Linked DNA regions of Homo sapiens: region 1 is linked to region 2. The links are chromatin loops, found by intact Hi-C in ENCODE. Cell type or tissue: heart right ventricle. All regions are shown on one strand. Each heading gives the region's core, and the rest is flanking DNA. Links, peaks and the distances in the headings are about the cores only. Region 1 has its middle 79 kb from the start of LINC03041. Region 2 has its middle 34 kb from the start of LINC03041.

Region 1 (9,094 bases), core at 624-8,623, 44 kb after region 2:
CTCCCAGAAGAAAATTGCAGCTAATGACGGAAAAGAACCAGCCCGTCTCCCAGAGGAGTGTTTGCCACATCCCTGAGAAATGAGTGGCTCATTTAGATTATCCAATTTTCCACTCTTAAATCTGGTGGACTTCAGCAGGCTCTCAACCCTACTCCCCAATCATGGGGGAAAAAATTGTTCATCAAATATTATTCTAAAAATCATTGGTATGGATAATTATTACAGACAGCAATTGCTTTAGTTTTGTTATCATTATTGCTGGCATTTTAAATGCCTGAAGGCTAAATATCTGAGATTCATTGTTAACTATATATCTCTGAGCAACGACAGACTTGTGGCAGCTTGAAGATATTTTTGAACAAGGAATAATAGTACAGTAGAGATTGAAACTGAATCTCCTTTAGAATTCATGATCACAAGGAAGTGGTATTGAATTTACCTCCCAAGTCTTGGAAAAGAGCACAAGATAACATTCTGTTTTCTTAGGAATCAAAATCAAATTCACAATGTAGTTTATCTAAAAGTGAGCAGGTGACTTTAGGATCTCTGCTAAGGGACAACATATCAAGGATGTCCCTGAGACTTCACCTGGGTTCCAGGAGGAGCGGCACCATAAATACTCACTCTACCAAGATAAGATGGTTTCTGCCAGAAAGCACCTTCAAAACCTCTGAGTCCAAGGTTAAATAATTACTTATTTCCACAATTTAATCTTAAAAAAAAAAGGATTTATGTTAGCTAAGATACAAATGTTATCATGAAATTAAATAACTCTTATATAAGTTTCAAAATAAGGGAAAATAAGATCAAGGAAGCAAGATGGAGTAAAGACGTAGTTTTAGTCCCTAAATGTCTGCCATTAGGAATTCAAGGTTGGACTACAGGTGGGTCATAAAGTTGGCTCTGAGCTTCCTAGCAGTCACTATAAAGAGAGAAACATGAAAGGTCATGAGATGTAGAGTTTGTAAAGTAAAAATAAGCCAGTTGTTCAGAGAAGCAACATAGCCATTCCTGATGCCAAGACAATAAAATAGCTCTCCTGAGCATCCCTGGGAATAATAAATGCCATCTTCTGCAGCATCTTTGATCAGGGCAATGAGTTTCATAGTCTGTGTCTTATGAGATGATGAGACCAAGTTTTTGGTCAAGAACACACATGTGACTGGGCTTCCTAAGAAACTTTCAAATTCTATTTGTATGTTTGGGTAGTTGAATCAGACCTAGTCCTTCTGAGCATATTAGCCCATACACATTTACTCTTCCACAAAGCACACGTGCAGTTGAACAGATAGAACTTGACTGAGTTCTCCAATGACAACACTTTGAATGTCAGGAATTTCTGTAGTATGGACACACACTGCCTTTCAAAGTATATCCTCTGCAGGAAAGGGCGTGAAGCCCTCACCAAGAAGGCCATGTTTTTTGTGGAGACCCCGGTACCCCATTATTAATGGTTACCTTAATAAGGTAACATTGCCTGACTCTTATTATGATAAAATTATTTTGTCATCAGCCGTACCTCTAAGGTATTTTCCTTTTCCCGTCATGAAATGAAAGGGCTTTTCTAAGAATAAATGTGATCATTGAAATGCACCTATTATTTGTCTGCCAGCACTTTCCTTCCCTCTTGGATATCAGGCTACCCCTTTGGGGAAGTTGTTCCTTTTTCTTTGTCCAATCATCCATTTGTGGTTGGGGTCTAAAATTATAGCACTCTAGTCTCTTGCTACAGTTGAGTGGTCTAGGGGTCACATATGATCCAAAGTGGGCCAATCAGATTTCTTTCTAGGGCTTTTCAAACTGGAGCTAGAGAAAGCATTTCAGGCCCTCCTTGGTGGTGAAGTTGTTCTATACAGTCCTGGGAGCCGTCAACAGCTGCATTCCCAGCTGGGTGAAGGCAGCCAGTCTGCAGAGGAGGAGGTGAAGTCAACACAGAGGGAGGCAGAGACAAAGGACACAAAAGTAGACCTGGCAGCATCATGTCCCCAGGTTTCAAGGTGTCTCTTAGACCTTTTATAATCCTCCTATTGCCAATTGAAGTTGAGCTTCTGTCACTTGCAAAGAGAAGACTTTTTGCAAAGGGAAGACTTGTAAATGCTTCTACCGTTTCTCAAAACTCTTTCACCAAAAGATCCCCAGGTTTGTGTAAACTCAAATAAGCAGACTAACCTGAGGCTCCCAGGAATATTTCATATACATTCCCCAAGGGGGCCTGCTTGGTTAGGTGATAGTCTGTGTTCACACAGCTTATTCTCAAGGAGTGCACAAATAATTAAATGAAGATCAGGGGCAGATTACAGGCTTGTGAACATCAGCTTGGGCCCCACACTCTCCCACTGCCAGCCCCGGACTGTCTAGCACAGCTTTACTGTGTCACACAACAGAATCACAGGGCTCCCTGACCTTGGAATATTTCTAGCAAGTGCTTAATCAGGGCTGTTTGGCAGCCCATATGATTTAGAGACAGTTATATCTGAACCAGCCGTCAAACTAATGTTTTCATAGTCATTGTAAATTGGGACAGTCTCCCCTTAAGAATGGTATCTCTCCAACTTTGAGCTACAAAGTAAAAAAACGGGAGACCAGATTTTTGTGTTACACAATATGAGTTGTTTTGAATATGGAAATTCATGCTTCAGGAACCTAAACTGGAATCCTAGCAAACACATTTTAACTTGTGTAAATAGGGGTTAGTAACTATGAGCTGGATTTTTTTTTTAAGAGGCAAGATCTCACTGTTGCCCAATCTAGTCTTGAACTCCTGGCCTCAAGCAATCCTCCTGCCTCAGCCTCTCAAAGTGCTAGAATTACAGGCATGAGTCACCATGCCTAGTTAGGGAAAGCAGGATTTTTGTCAAAATCTACTACATTTAATTGATTCTAAAATGCTGTATAGAATGTGATTGACAGTGGATGGGGTATTGTAACTGGCAGGATTTTTTCCATCTCAGTGATACACAAAATGATAAAATATCCTATAAGCAATGGCATGTTTTCTTTGATTGCATTAAACAAGAAAGGCATATTTTAGTTATTGTGGTTTTTTCAAGGATGTATCACAGTTACTTCCTTTGCTGTCACCAAAACTTTGTGTTGTAGGACTACTTTGGGGAGGCTCAGGTGTGGGCCTAAAGTGCCCCAGCAGTTATTGGCGGAGCCCAGCTTAGAACTTGGTGTTCTAGAATTCCATACAGCATTCTGCACTTTGTATCAGACTCCCAGCAGTTCCAGATCAGAGGCACACACAACCAGAGCTCCCCATCCAACCCCAAACATATTTGCTTTCACCATTTCCAGGCATTCCCAATAAAATTGGTGTTAAGGGAAGAGAGAGAAGGAATAATTGACAAAATAAAGGAACCATTCTCTGTACCCCAGAAATACTGCATATTTGGTAACAGTGTGGGGCATGTATACATCCCCATCAGGTTCAAACCTCACTGTCCTCTTTCAGAGTCCTTTGTTGAACCCCAGGACAAGAAGTGAGATCGGTAAGTCTCAGCCTATGGTGCACATAGCTACTTGCTCCACTCTCTTTCTTATTGATTCTGTATGCTTCATGCAGAACAGTCCAGAAAGCCACTACCAATCCCACACAGCCCGTGAGATGAAATATTTTTGCATGAAACACTTCAGCATAGTCTGATCCCTCAACCCTTTATAATCTGGATGCAACCTCCACTTCCCACTTCATTGCCTGCCATTTCCTTATCCCATGCCATAGTCAAATGGAACTACCGACTGTCTCCAGGTATATGCCTCATTTTCAGTCACCCTGTCCAAAAAACTCCTCCTCTTTGGCATGTTCACTTGTGCATTCACAGCCCCACTAAACACACATTTTCTCCATCAGAAGTAAGCTGTTTGGGCTCTAAACTCCCATAGCATTCTCTCTGTTGTATTTATTTCGCATCAGATGTGAATTTGTCCCACAATACTAGGCTGCAAATAACATTCTGCTTCAATCTTCTTTCCCCCAAACAAAACTCTACTAATGACCACTAAGGGATGCATCTCTGGACAGACAGGCCTTGGAAGAGGTGGCACTGGTACGACGGTTTGGGGCAAGGAGTCCGGCAGCCAGCACGACAAGCCTCAAATTCCACCTTGGCTACTTACCACCCATAAGACCCTGAGCAAGGGATCTGACTTATTTCTTACTGATGGTATTTTAAGTGGCAGGATCATCATCTCAATATCATCATCTATAAAAAAGGGAATGATAATGGGACCTGTGTGAGAGATTCACTAAAATAATCTACAAAAGGGACTTAGCACAGTGCCAGGCATGTGGTAAAGTTCCACAGATGACATTTATTATTAGTATTATTGTACTTTCCTTTAGCTCTATGTTCAGTCCTATGAGACTGTTAGGACTTAAATTATACCAAGGAAATAAGAAGTGGTCCATTTCCTTCATCTTTGGTGGTGGTCATCGTGGTCCCTCTACTGTAGGGTGCCACAGGGGAGCGGGAGCCCTCTGCCACGGGCTGGGCTCTGCTACAGGGGGCATATTCCAGAAGTGCATCCCACAGGACTCAGTGTAGCCACAGCCCACTCCCCACCCTGAGCTCCTGGAGCACAGGAGCCTAATCCACAACCCAGAAACACAGGGGTTGCCCTTTTAGAAGTCTTACCACCTGGCCCAGGAAGGAAAGCAAGGGAGGAGGGCAGAGTTTCTGACCCTTAGACCATCAATCCTACTTCCTCCCCTCTTGCCACCTCCCACACTCCCTGCCCAAGCCCTAGCCATGCTTTCCCCTCCTGGGCAAGCCCCACTTAAGTCCTTGATGGTCCTACGTGGGGATCACACCCTAGTTAAAAGACTTAGGGGTTGATGGGAGAAATTAGGTTCTCATCCTTTTGAGCCTCCTACAATAGCAAACATGAATATCTTGTTCGGTTATGCCGACGCATGGGTGTGCCAGCTGGGATTAGTGTGCTTCTCTCTGCTACTAGATGGTAAGCTCCCTGTGGGCCATATCAGTGTCAGATTCACCCAGCTCTGCCTCTGTCTTGTGCACAGAGTCCTTATTCTGAGAATCTGCAGGAGAAAATATCTGGGGGTACTAGACATTCTATTTCCCCTTTCCCTGTGGCCTCTCCCCATCCCAAGCCACAGGGGACAAAATGCTGCCATTGCTTGCTCCCAGTGACTAGAGGCAAACTGGTTCCCTGTTCCTCCAGACCAATCTTAAATCCAAGGAACATCGCCTGCCATCAGTCCCCCGCCCCTTCCTCACCTCAACTTAATGAACAAATAAGGAAAGAAAATTAAAGCAAAAAAAATTAAACAGCTTCAGCTAAGATCAATAGAATTCTATAAAGCTCTGGGCTATGGTATTGAGTGAGCGCAGAGTAATCCCCTGCATATTGCATGTTAAGTTAACTTGTGAGAGAAATATGCTCTTTCTCAGCCTCGCACCTTCTCCTCCATGGTGAAGGAGGAAGCAGGGAACACAAATTAAAATAATGTTGATTTAGTTTTTAAAGGGAGTACCCAGGAGCATTTTCTGCATGGCCAACTGAAAACTCCAGCCCAGGCTGCAGAACGCCTCTCTCTGCACAATACAAAGAGAATATTTGATCCCCAGAGCTCAGCCTGCTGGTGGATTTTTATTTTGGTTTTGGTTTTTGTTTCTTTTATGCCTTCCTCTGGATCTCAAACTTTTAAATGCCGACTGGAAAATTCCTTTTTCAGCAAAAGGTCCTTGCTCCACTCCAGTGTGACTGTAGGGAATCATTAGTCCTAACACATAGCAGTGTGTGATCAGGGCACACCGCGCCAGGGAAGCAGGTGGGGAAGAACAGGCATGATGTGGGTCCCTGTGTCTTGTCATTGGCTTGGCTTCTCCTAGGTGAGGGAGAACTCAGGGAACCAGGTCATCGGGTTTGCTCCTGGCAATTTAGCCACCTCTTCAGGTCCTGCAGACACTCGCCTAAATTCCAACCAGGGAGCAAGCATCAGAAACCATTCATGCCCACTCGATCAGTCCTTCTGAAAGACAGGCAGCCAAGAGGCAGCCGAGCCTGGTGCCAGGCAACCAGAGCTTGAAGCAGGGGTGGTGGATTCAAGCAGACCTGTGGCCAAATTCCAGCTCCACCATTTACAAGCTGCACAACTTTAACCAAGTTAGTTAACGTTTTAAGTCCCATTTTTAAAACAGCAATCATAATACCTCTCTTGCAGAACAGCACTGGGGATTAAATGAGATGTATCATGTGAAAAAAAATACCTGGCCTAGAGTAAATGCTCAGTAAATGTTGGCTTCCTTCTAAAGGGTTGACCCTGTGCACCTGGAAATGGGCAATGGCACAGGGACTACACACCGAATTCTGAATTCATTTCCAAGTCTCCAGCACTGAACACATTAAACAAGAAAAGCTGAGTGATGAATTAATGAATGGCCAGAACCATAGAGCTAATCCTTCATTGCTATCTTGCAAATAGTTTTCTCACATTATAAAATGAATTCATGCTTGATGTAGAGTTCTTAAGAAGTATAGATAATCAAAGAGAAGGAAATACAAATCATCCAGAATCTTGGCAACAAGAAACAGCTGCCATTATGGTTTCGGTATATAGCCTTCTGGGTATTTGTCATCATGTCTACAGAGATATAAATATTTGTTAAAGCAAAATGGAACCATTCTGAAACACTTTTTACATCACCTGTTTTGCTTATTTAACAATGGACCAGGAACATCTCTCCATGCCATTCAATTTCCTTCTATATGAGTTTTTAAGTGCTGAAAATATGACATTGATTCAATATACAGTAATTTATGTAAAAGAACTCCTTCTTGGATATACAGGCTATTTTCAATGTGTTCCTTTTATGACTGACTCTATAGACAACTATCTATAGATGAACACTTTAGACTTCTATCTTTGCAAATGGGTCTGAATACACCCTAAAAACAAACCTCTACAAATGGAATTGCTTGGTCCAAGACTCTGGAAAAATTTAAGGCCCACCAGAAAGGGAGATGAAAATAATGACATTGTGCAAACAAACCTCACACACAATGCTCACAGGTACCCGACCACCCTTCCAGAATAAACAGAGCCCTAGTCCCAGCCCAGGCAGGATGTTCAGAACTAGGGATGACCTTAGGAGCGGCCAGGACTGGCCACCCCACTAGGGAAGGGGATGTAGTGAATAACAGGGCCAGAATTAGGCCAGGTGCCCTCACCTATGGCTATTTGACCCCAGGCAAGAATTTTAATGACAGTGAGGCTCTGAGAACTCTGTAAAAATAAGGATAATGGTATTTTTCCATCTGCTTTGAGGCAGTGGGGGAGTTGTAAGGAGCTAATGAAAGGATATCTGTGAAAATGCTTTTCAAACAGCAAATGAAATTGGGGAGGAGCTGCTCTGGGGGCAGCTCAGGGAAACTGAGCAGTTTTCCCAAACCTCCAGAGACAATCTTCTCAGTGTGTGGCTTTGGGCTTTTGTTTGAAATGATGTGAATTCCCAGAACATCAGACACACCCACGGTCAAATGTAAGTAAAAAACACACCCAAGCCAAGGGTGCTGGGAATCCTGGCCCCTCTCGATTCAGGGTTATTCACGCTGGGTCTGCCCGCCTTCCTTCCTTGCTTCTTTCCTCCCTTCCTTCCACCCATGCAATCAACTGCCCTGCAGAATGTAAATTACAAACATCTCCCAAAGCAACTACCTGGAACCCTCACCCATTCCACTCAATGGCTTCTGATGGAGAGAGGAGAGAAAAAAGGAAACACACACAGGAATCCTTGCTAATTTATTCAAGTATTTTAGGACACTGGAGATATTTCCTGATAGCAAACAACTTTGCTCTTGGAGACCTTCAACAAAGATGGTTCAGGCTGCAGTTTCCTTCCTGCAGCCTAAACTTCAGTCTGGCACAGTGTTTGCTACCATAGCTCCTCCAGGGCAGATTCTTGTGGTAGGGATGGTGGGAAGTGGGTCAGAAGTACCCAAGATCAACCAGTACAACTGTTCTCTCCTGGTCTGTCAGAGCAATAAGGCTCTGGAGTTTAATGTGCTTGGCTCTTCAGGAGTGTCCAGGGGAAAGGATACAGTCATGGCTTCTTAATTTCTGTTTCTGATTGGGCCAGTAAAGTCCCTTCCTCATCCCTCTTTTCTGCTTATCACTAGAGACAGAAACTAAAAACCATGGCTTCAGGCTACTAAAAAGCCTAAAACAAAACAGAACCACCACCACCACCAAATAAGGCAGGTTGGACAAGCTTGCAAAGAATCCTAATTTGCCAACCCAGAGGTGGTTTCAGCTGCAGTGAGGACACAGGGGAGCTCTGATTGAGAAAATGCACTCATCCGCAAGAACACTTCCTGTATGTGGGGACAGGGAGAAGCTGTTGGGGGTGCAAAGCTGTGAGAGGCAGCGTCCACCCCAAGGAGTGTTTAAGAGTTTGTACCTTGTGGTCAGAAAAGGCTGGGCCTGAACTCCAGCTTTGCCACTGCTGTATGCTGCACCTTGGATAAGATCATTAACTTTGTTAAGCCTACATAAAATGGGAATAGAGCAATTTACCTCTAAGAGCTTGATATGGTTTGGCTCTGTGTCCCCACCAAAATCTCATCTTGTAGCTACCATAACTCCCATCTGTTGTGGGAGGGAGATAATCGAATCATGGGGGCAAGTCTTTCCTGTGCTGGTCTCATGATAGTGTATATGTCTCCTGAGATTTGATGGTTTTAAAAATAGGAGTTTCCCTGCACACACTCTCTCTCTCTCTCTCTCTCTCTCTCTCTCTCTCTCTCTCTCTCTCATCTGCCAGCACGTGAGACGTGCCTTTCAGCTTCCACCATGATTTGAGGCCTCCCTAGCCATGTGAAACTATAAGTGCATTAAACCTCTTTCTTTTGTAAATTGCCCAGTCTCGCATGTCTTTATCATCAGTGTGAAAACAGACTAATACAGAGCTGTTGTGAAGATAAAATGAGATGATGTCAATATAAATGAATATATTGCTGTGACAGACATTATTCTCAACCATAAGCTTTCAGCCCACTCACCTTGCACCCCAACTCCTCCAGCAGTGCTATCTTGGCTGAGCTCAGAGCATTATCAGTCACTTTTTAG
Region 2 (9,094 bases), core at 812-8,811:
GCCTATCTCCTTTATAGTCTCCATTGAACCTACAATGTGGTGAAGCAAACTAGGCAAACTCAGTTTTGTACAAGAAGAAAGGATAAAATTAGTGGGGAGAGGTAGCTAGCAACAGTTGGTGAACACGGCTCCATCTAAATCCACATCTATCTATTCTACCACCTCCACTCCCCAGTTGTGCAGGGCACTGCTTAGTAGACACATACATATGTGGCCCAGGCATAGCCCAAGGACCCTTTCAAGGAGATCAGAAAGCTAAACTTCAAGAGCAAAGCTATAGCCTGGGCAACAGAGTGAGACTCCATCTCAAAAAAAAAAAAAAAAAAAGAAAAAAAAAGGAGCAAAGTTGAATCTGGGGGACACAGTCAGAAAAACAGTTGTATGACTTAAGTCAGCTCCAGGGTGCTAAACTGCTAAACTGCTGGTGAAAGCCTACTCTATTGTCACCGATTGTTTTTATGGAGCTACCCATACTTAGAAGCTGCTCTACCCTGGCTCTGCCAACCCTCATTGATTTTCAGCAGTTTCTGAAAATCAAGCCCAGTACAGGAGAAGCTCAACTTCTTACAAAAAACAAAGAGTGTCGGAAAAGTTCACACTCAAGGTGACTGGATGACTTGAGCATTGAGGATTAAAGTATGACCCGGTCTGTTTAATCACTGAACACTAGGTATTCCACAGTACAGAAACATTCAGAATAATGGTTCTCTTGCTTTTCAGCAGTGTGCCACCAGATTTCAGGCTTAGTGTAAAACTGATTCCTGGTAAAACAGGGACATATTCTGTTCAGGTGATGTCCGTCAGGTGGAGGCAAGCTGAACCAGCCATGCATGAGGGTGGAGGGGGGTCTCCTGCATGTGAGGATGTGTAAGAGGTGAGGCTGAAGGAGAAGCTGGTGCCTAGGGTACAGGGTGTTCACTGGGACATGAGATACCCCTCCTCAGGAAAGTAGAACAGTGTGTGACCCAGGCAGTCAACGAGTCTATTCCAAGGCAACTCAGCACTGTAGGGCAGGCAAGTGAATAGTCAAATGTCTGTGGATATAACTTAACTCCAACACACGTGCCACCAAAAATTCAGGTTCAAAGAGCACAGACAGCAAAAGAGAGAGAACCAGAGATTCAGTAAAATACATTCCTGAGGAAGAAAGTCATGCATCAAGAAAGTCGTGCCACATATACATTATTGGCATAGGCTGACATACATTAATTCAACTGCCATCTTTGTGCTGGAAGGCATATCAGAAATCATCTAGTTCCATGCATTCATGTTTCCTTACATTGATCTTATATACATGGACTATGCCAAAATAAGATGTAATCCCTGACTTCAATGCACTCTCACTTAAGATGATATTGTATATTCTATGTCACAGAATTACAGATTATCTCATTGAAAAGGGCTAAAATATTCACCACATCCAATTCCCCACATCTGATAAAAGAACTCCAACCAAAACATTCTCATCAAGTGGTTCTTCAACACTTGTAACTCAAGCACATCCAGTGACCAGAAACTTACTACCTCCTAAGGCAGCCCACCCTACCTTTGAAACTGTGGCTATAAATTACTAAATTACTCTTGGAAATTTCTCATGCTTTGTTTTTGGTTAATTATCTGTCATTAGCTAACCCTGGATACTAGCTATCTATTTTTAAACTCTTCTCTGCAAGATATTACATGTGCATATGTAACTGCACACACTTAAACACAGAATCAGCTACTATAGTACTTCCCAAATTAATAGGATTAATCAGAAATAGATTGCACTTTTGTGTGTTCACACACACACACAAGCACACACATGCACATATATTGTCACTCCAGTGCTTAAATTGTCATCAAGAATGGTTTATTTATTCAACCATTCACTGCTCTTTTCTTTGGAAATTATTAACAGACCTGAAAAAGATTTAAAAAAAAAAAAAAAAAAAAGCTCACCAACTTGCCTTGAGGCAGAAAAAAAAAGAGTGCAATTTATCATTTTGCTGAAATAAGTAAACCTTGATGAGGTGAGCACCCATCAATTTCATAAATAAGTCAATAATGGGAATGTCAGCATCGGAACCACCCATTCGCTGTCTGGATATCACACAGGTAAACAAAGCCAGTTCACAGACTCTCACCTCAGTGTATATCCAAATCATTTTTACAAGTTAGACTGTGAAAATAATGATTACAAGTCTCATTGTCATTTTTTAAATATTAAATACTTTTTTTCCTACCATATTTCCTTGTTGCACACACTCTAAGACATATCATGATAATATCACCTTTTGGTGGAAACTGATACATCTAATGCACATGTCAACTCTAAGAGGTCTCAATTTCAGAAATGGTGAAGACTGGGTGGGGAGCATCCATTAGAATTACAGAAATGCTTTGTTTTTTGTCTTTGTTTTTATTTTTGTTTTTGTTTTTGTTTTGAAATGGAGTCTCACTATGTGGCCCAGACTGGAGTGCAATGGCGTGATCTCGGCTCACTGCAACCTCTGCCTCCGGGTTCAAGTGATTCTCCTGCCTCAGCCTCCTGAGGAGCTGGGATTACAAGCGCCGGTCACCACGCCTGGCTAATTTTTGTATTTTTAGTAGAGACGAGGTTTCACCATGTTGGCCAGGCTGGTCTCGAACTCCTGACCTCAAGTGATCCACCTGTATCGGCCTCCCAAAGTGCTGGGATTACAGGCGTGGGCCACCACACCCGGCCCGGAAATGCATTGTTTACTTGCCTGAGCATCACGGAAATAACATGTAAGGGGTTTATTCAACTGAACCACTGCAAAGAGGGATGTGCTTGGGTTTGTTAGGTATGTCTGTGTCCTGTAACTTAACCCATCCCCTCCAGCTGTGGTCTGGGTTCCCCGTTTTCAGGAAGGCTGTACTTTTACCTCTGTTAGCATCTTTTCCTGGACACATTTACTTCTTCAGCTTTGATGTTTGGCAGTGGTGCTGAGTTTTTTTCTAGCCAACTGAAAAAACGGGGGCCAGCTCTAATCTGAAGGCATCCAGTTTGTTTTATTTTTAAGGTCCAAGGCTGGTACATCCAAAAACCAGTTGCATCAAGAGAAAGCCAGTCTATAAATTATGGACATAAATAGTATTGTGGAAGATTGACCTTCACACAGACAGATAAATAAGTGATAACTGTGAGACAAACAAGAACATGTAGATAAATAAGTGATAATCTCAAGAAAACTTCTCTTCTTTCTAAATTAGCAACCCCAAAACTTGGGAGTTCTTCCTTTCTTTCACCAGAGAGCTGTGCGTAATTCCTCCATAGACCATCATGTACCCCAGCTGCTGGTCCCTAACGAAACTGAGGCCACCATGTCACATTCACCAAGCTGCTTTTATGCACATTGGCACAGTTTGTGGAGAGTAATGAGCACACTTTTTCTCTTTTCGGAAAAGCCGTCATGGGCTAAGCCTGGGGATGGGGAGAGGCACTAGGGATTGGGGAGGGGTCCCTTTTCCCCGGAATAAGCTTTGCAAGACCTTAGCTTAAACCCTGGGAAGAAATTAAGGGCAGGTCAGAAGCTCTTCGGGTCACTGTTTGCCCATTCACTGGCAGTCCCTTCCTCAGCTTTGTTCAGCTAATTAATCCCCCCAGACACTTACATTCACCACATGCAAATTATCACAGAAGGGCGCTTTTTTTTTCCCCCTGCTATTTTTTCCAAACATTCACTTGAATTATACTCTTCTGACATCAGCTTCCAGCCCCACTGAGGGGTTTCCAACAGCCTAATAACAAACAGATTAGAGGCCAGAGGAGTGTGTACTCCTCGAGTCCCCCTCTGGGTCCAGCTGCGAGCTGCAAGACTGCGCCGCGATTACCGGCAAACGTAGCCCAGGCCGCGGCTCCAACTCTGATGTTCAAATGGAAACTCGGTGTGAAGGCCTCTGGGGGATTCGAGAACACTAACTTTGTTGCCCATCAGAAATGGATAATATTCCCTGTTCTGTTCCTGCTGGGATCAGTTCCAAGTTGGAAAGCGGCCTCTTCTCCTAATTCAAGCTGGGGCCAGAGTGGAGCAAGCCTTCTCAGATATTATAAGCCAGTGTGAGCTCAAAAAGGAATTCAACGCTCAAGGCCAAATAGCTTCAAAGCTAATAATCCTCCAGAGTCGGCGCGAGAGTGCTACAACTGTCAGTGTCAACTCACACCATGCGCGGTGAGAGCGCAACTTCAATAATGACATCATGGAGGAGAGGGCAGAGGGCAGCCGCTGCACAGGGAAGTGCCCGGGCCCTTCAGATCTTTGAAACCTGCAAGGATTTATCTGGACTAACATGTCTCCATGTAGTCATCGCAGTTTTAGGCTACTCTGATTAAGGATTTAGTGTATTCAAAGGGTTTCGGCGGTGCAAGATGACACGTTTTCAGGAGCTCTATTGGATTCCATTATCTTCTCCTCTCTTCTCCGAATGTATCTCCTCCCCAGCTGGGGCCCCTCTTCCCTGTCATGTCCCCTACCAGGCTTCCAGACAGGCCTCCTCACACAAGCTGCTGGCTCAGCCTGGGGTCCCTACCGCCCCCCAGCGCCTCCCCCCTCTTGTTCATGCCTGGGTTTGATTGTCAAACAGGCTCGGCCGCACTTATGCACTTGAGTGTCAGGATGCAGACCCCAGCAGACTTGAACAAATTCCTCCAGGACTCCCCTGGGCCCTGCGTAACCTCTTTTTAGCCAGCTCAGCGGTGGAAGGAACACAGGTTCCTGTTAGAAGACACCCAGAGATATACACAGTCACGGTCACAGTTCAAAAGAATAAACTTCACAGAATCCTAGGGGAGGGAAGAGAGGGAGAACGTACAGCTCGGGGCAGGAGTAGAAGGTCAGGGAGGAATTTTCCCCCCACCCGGAAAGCCCATGAGGACAAGGCAATTCAACTTTGCAGTTGGTTGCAGTCCATGAATGATGCTAACAAGAACTCGTCACACAGTGTAAGTCTATCTGCCAGGCACCGCGGTGACTGCAGGGAAGCCTGAGCTACAGAGGGCTCCTCCGGGACGGGGAAGCTGCCCTGAAGACGCTGGCAGCAGAGCAACGATGTGTGCTCCGCCGCAGCAGGCATGCCTTGTGCCCTCCCACGGCAGAAGGAGGGGTCGGCCTGGCCCACGGTAGGAAGCCCTGGAGTGCAGTGACAAGAACACAGCAACCTAATCCAACATACTTGAACGTCAGTGCTGGTCTGACCAGCTGTGTGCTCTTGACAAGAGCTTTCACCTCTCTGAACCGCCATCCTTTTCTAAAAAACGGAGACAATGCCTCATAGGGTCAGCGTTATGTGAAGATAACATAAAACAATGCAGGTAAATTACAGAGCCCAGTATCTGGCCCCAGTATGTGTTCAATAAACGTTCGCTGTTATTATCATCACTATCATTGTAATTCAAACGGCAGTTTTTACCTACTCCTGAAGCAGTTAAAAATATTGGAACTTGAAAGACACATAAAAACACTTTAGAGGGAAGAAATATAAACTTCTGTGGGTTCAAACATGCAGAGCTCCCCATAATGGTTAATGTAAATGCACTTCCGGATTGAACACTGCAAGTGTGGTCTACAGGCACAACTCTGGAATGTTGTTGATGGGGTTCCACTCAGGAATAACCACAAAAAGCCTGGGACATATTATTGAATTAATCAATATCTGTCCTGGTCCCAACCCTAGTTCTCCTTTGTTTCAAACTTTGGTTTCATATCAAACTCATTAAAGTGTAATTTACACACAATAAAGTGCGCACATTTTAGGTACGCAGTTTTGATGAGTTTTGGCCAATACGCTCACCCATCTAGCCACCAGGGCAATCAATCTAATGAACATTACCTGCATACCAAAAAAGTTCCCTTGTAGACCTTCCCAGGCAATACTTGCCCCACCCTCCGCCCTAGGCAACCATTGTTCTGCTTTCTGTCACTATAGATTAGATTTGCCTGTTCTTGGTCTTCAAGTAAATGGAATCAAACAGTGTGATTTCTTCTGTGTCTGGCTTCTTTTGCTCAGCATAATGTTACTAAGATTCATTACTGGTTGCGAGCATTGGGCTTTATTCTTTTTCAGTTGCTGAGTGGCATTTCATTGTATGGATATACCACATGATGTTTATCCATTCACCTATTGATGAACATTTAGATTGTTTCCATGTGGGGATTATTATAAATAAAGCTTCTATAAACATGCATTTCATGTGTTTTCATTTCTCTTGGGTAAATATGTAAAAGTGCAATTTCTACAATTTTAAAAGAAACTGCCAAGTAATTCTCCGAGGTGGCCGTACTACATCTCACACACACACACACACACACACATATCCCGCTGGGATGTGGCTCCACATCCTGGCCAAGAGAAGTGTGGTGCCAAGGGAGGGGGCTGTGGGAGAGGTCTGCCCTAGCTGGGGAGGAATATCTTATCACTGACATTGTTTAGAATTGCAGTTGCATGGTGATAATAAAAAGCAGATTGTCTTTGCGGTTTTACTATTGTTTGAAAATTCTCTACAGAAAACGCACCCCCTTATTCAGCCTGCTTGCCCCACCCTGGGCACACCACTGCTCACCCACGGTTGGTCGACAGCCTTAGACATTAGCTACCTTAGTGTCTGCACGGTGCTATTTTACTGTGGCTTGAATTTGCCTTTCCCTGGCAACTGATGAAGTTGGACTTATTGGCCACTTGCATGTCTTATTCTGTGATGTGTCCACTCAAATCTTTCACCTATTTCTAATTGGGCTATTTGTCTTCTTCTTTTTGTGTTGTAAGAGTTCTGTATGTATCCTGGATATGAGTGCTTCATCAGGTGTGTGTGTCACAAGGATTGTCTCTCTTCCCAGTACATAGCTCTTGACACATTCTGCCCCTAGCATCCTGCTGATCCAACCTTATGGACCTGAATGGACCCTGGAGTTTTGACTCAACTACAACAGTTCACTAAATATGTTTGATTGCAGCTTCATGAGCTGCAGGAGTCATGGGTTCCATGATGCCCCTCATTGAAGGAGGCACTGTTCTTTGTTCTTCCTTCAGTGGTTCTTGTTGCCGCTGTTATTGCCCCATTTCTAGGCTCCATTTTGAAGCAGGAAGCTCTGTCCCCTGGTCCACATGCCGCCAGGAATACTTCCCCAACTTCCAGTCCTTCTCACCACAACCGCATGCCACCTGAGCACCTCGGACTGGCTTTCCCAGGGTTTCGCTGCTGAACGTTCCACTCTGGCCCTTCACCTTACGTCATAGGAAAGGGCCAGAGCTGGGCTTTATCCTTTTTGAGCACATTCCACCGGTTTTTCTATTTCACAGCTCCCACCCCATGGATTTACTTGTCTACTTCTTCATGTCTGTCCATGAAACCTGGAACCTGGGTTGGGCCATTTGGAAGCCACCATACCCCTTCCCCATGGATCCATCAGGGGCTGGTCTTTCCAAAGATCCAAGGACTTCAGCACCTTCTAACACAAGGCTGCGAGAGGCAGGGTACTGGTTTATAGGGATGCAGTTCAGCAATGGGCTACCAGCTGGCAAGAGAAGGGAGAGTGGATGGGAAGCAGGAGACACGAAGATCTGTTAAAATTGGCCCATGTCCCACCATAGGAAATACTAGTATCTAACTCCTGGGTAGATTGTGAGGATTAGAAGAGCTGTTATATAAAAGGCACTTAAGCATAGCATCTCGCACCGAATAATTGCTCAATAACTGTTAGCTATTAGATCAGGGTCCCTTTTATCTGATGCAACATGGACTGCTGTTGGTCAGCTAATGGAAAAAGTTGTTCAAAAAGACAAATCAGAGAAAATTATATGACACACCTTCAACATTTTAACTTAAAACATAAACATACATCCTTTCACAGTCCTTAGATCTAGTCACGACACCTTTCCTTTGAGTACGGGTCCATGGATGGGCGTGTCCAGCTGTCTTTCCTGAGCAAACCATCCCTGGCATTTCCAGCTTCCATTTCCTTAAAGTGATACAAAAATGTACACTTGCTAAGTAATCTGAATGAAGAATCATTTTTGATGTCTTCCTTTTTCCCCAATCCTTTTTAGATTTGTTTTTAATTGACAAATAATAATGTGTATATTTATGGGGTACAGTGTGATGTTTTGATCCTAATGTGAAGGCATGCCTACTGAGACCTGTGGATCTTTGTTCCTATTGCAAAAATAAGCCTATTGCAATAAGTAATTTAACAAAATGTTCATAAACAGATGATATAATGAGAACAAAGAGGAAATTTTACTCTTATGAAAACTAAGTTAGTGTGAGAAGATCAAATGACCATGAGTTGCTAGAAAGTGTTGCTTTGTTATGTATAAATCTCTCTGTAATGTATACATTACATACATTACATACATATATATGGAACTTGCATGCTATTTGTTGTTGAACTTTGCCCTGACCTGTAGGATTACTTCTCACACCTCTGGAAAAATCAGCAGGATGACCCTTGGGAGTTAGAAGACCTGAGTTCTAGTCCTGGTTCTGTCACTCACACATCTGGTGACCTTGGCAGACCCTCATCCCTTTCCCTAGAAGGAAAGCCTGATGCTTTAGTTAGTGAGAAATCTGCCCACATCACTCTTGAGGACCTAATGAGATGGTGTGAGCAAAGCCCTGTCCACTTTAGGACGGGCTTCAGTCCAAGCAGCTTCTCTTGTCATGTTACCAGTTCCCAAAACCCAGATGCCAAAGGTCGGGCCATGTCACATTTGGGGGTTCTCAAATTCCAGGCCCCTGTCACTCAGGAGAAGAAAGGGCAAAGGCATGCTTCTACTGTCAGTTCCCTTCAGCATCTGGCCTGAGCCTTCCCTCTGCCCTTTCACTGCTGCCAGAGCACTGTTTATCAGGCAGAGCCCTCCAACCCGAGCTCTGGGCACCTCCGGGGCAGCGCCTGCCAAACTAGACCATCCTCAGCCAGGTTAGTAGGTCTAGTCCCTGCAAACGCAGTTAGCCACAGCCGAACCTATGCTCATTCTCAATGTGCCTCTATTTGGAGGGTGGGAATGCTGCTTGGAATGTGAAGAAGAAACGCATGTTAAGTAATCCTAGCTACTGGGGAGGCTGAGGCAAGAGAATCACTCGAACCCAGGAAGC

Evidence for each region. Peaks named below come from ENCODE experiments on the same cell type or tissue, not always from the same donor. Only the 100,000 strongest peaks of a DNase experiment are listed, where the experiment ranks them.
Region 1: a loop joins it to region 2, with 2.8 times the contacts of the local background. A loop is called at or near these places in 3 of 110 quality-filtered maps.

The regions. Positions count from the first base shown.
Region 1 is chr9:16,350,572-16,359,665 of GRCh38, forward strand. No RefSeq gene overlaps it. Among named protein-coding and RNA genes, the nearest start is that of LINC03041, 79 kb to the left of the region's middle. In heart right ventricle, for the core only: no CTCF peak of the experiment used is centred there; no DNase peak of the experiment used is centred there.
Region 2 is chr9:16,305,949-16,315,042 of GRCh38, forward strand. No RefSeq gene overlaps it. Among named protein-coding and RNA genes, the nearest start is that of LINC03041, 34 kb to the left of the region's middle. In heart right ventricle, for the core only: no CTCF peak of the experiment used is centred there; a DNase peak (open chromatin) is centred at 3,876; H3K27ac peaks cover 394 bases; H3K27me3 peaks cover 1,171 bases.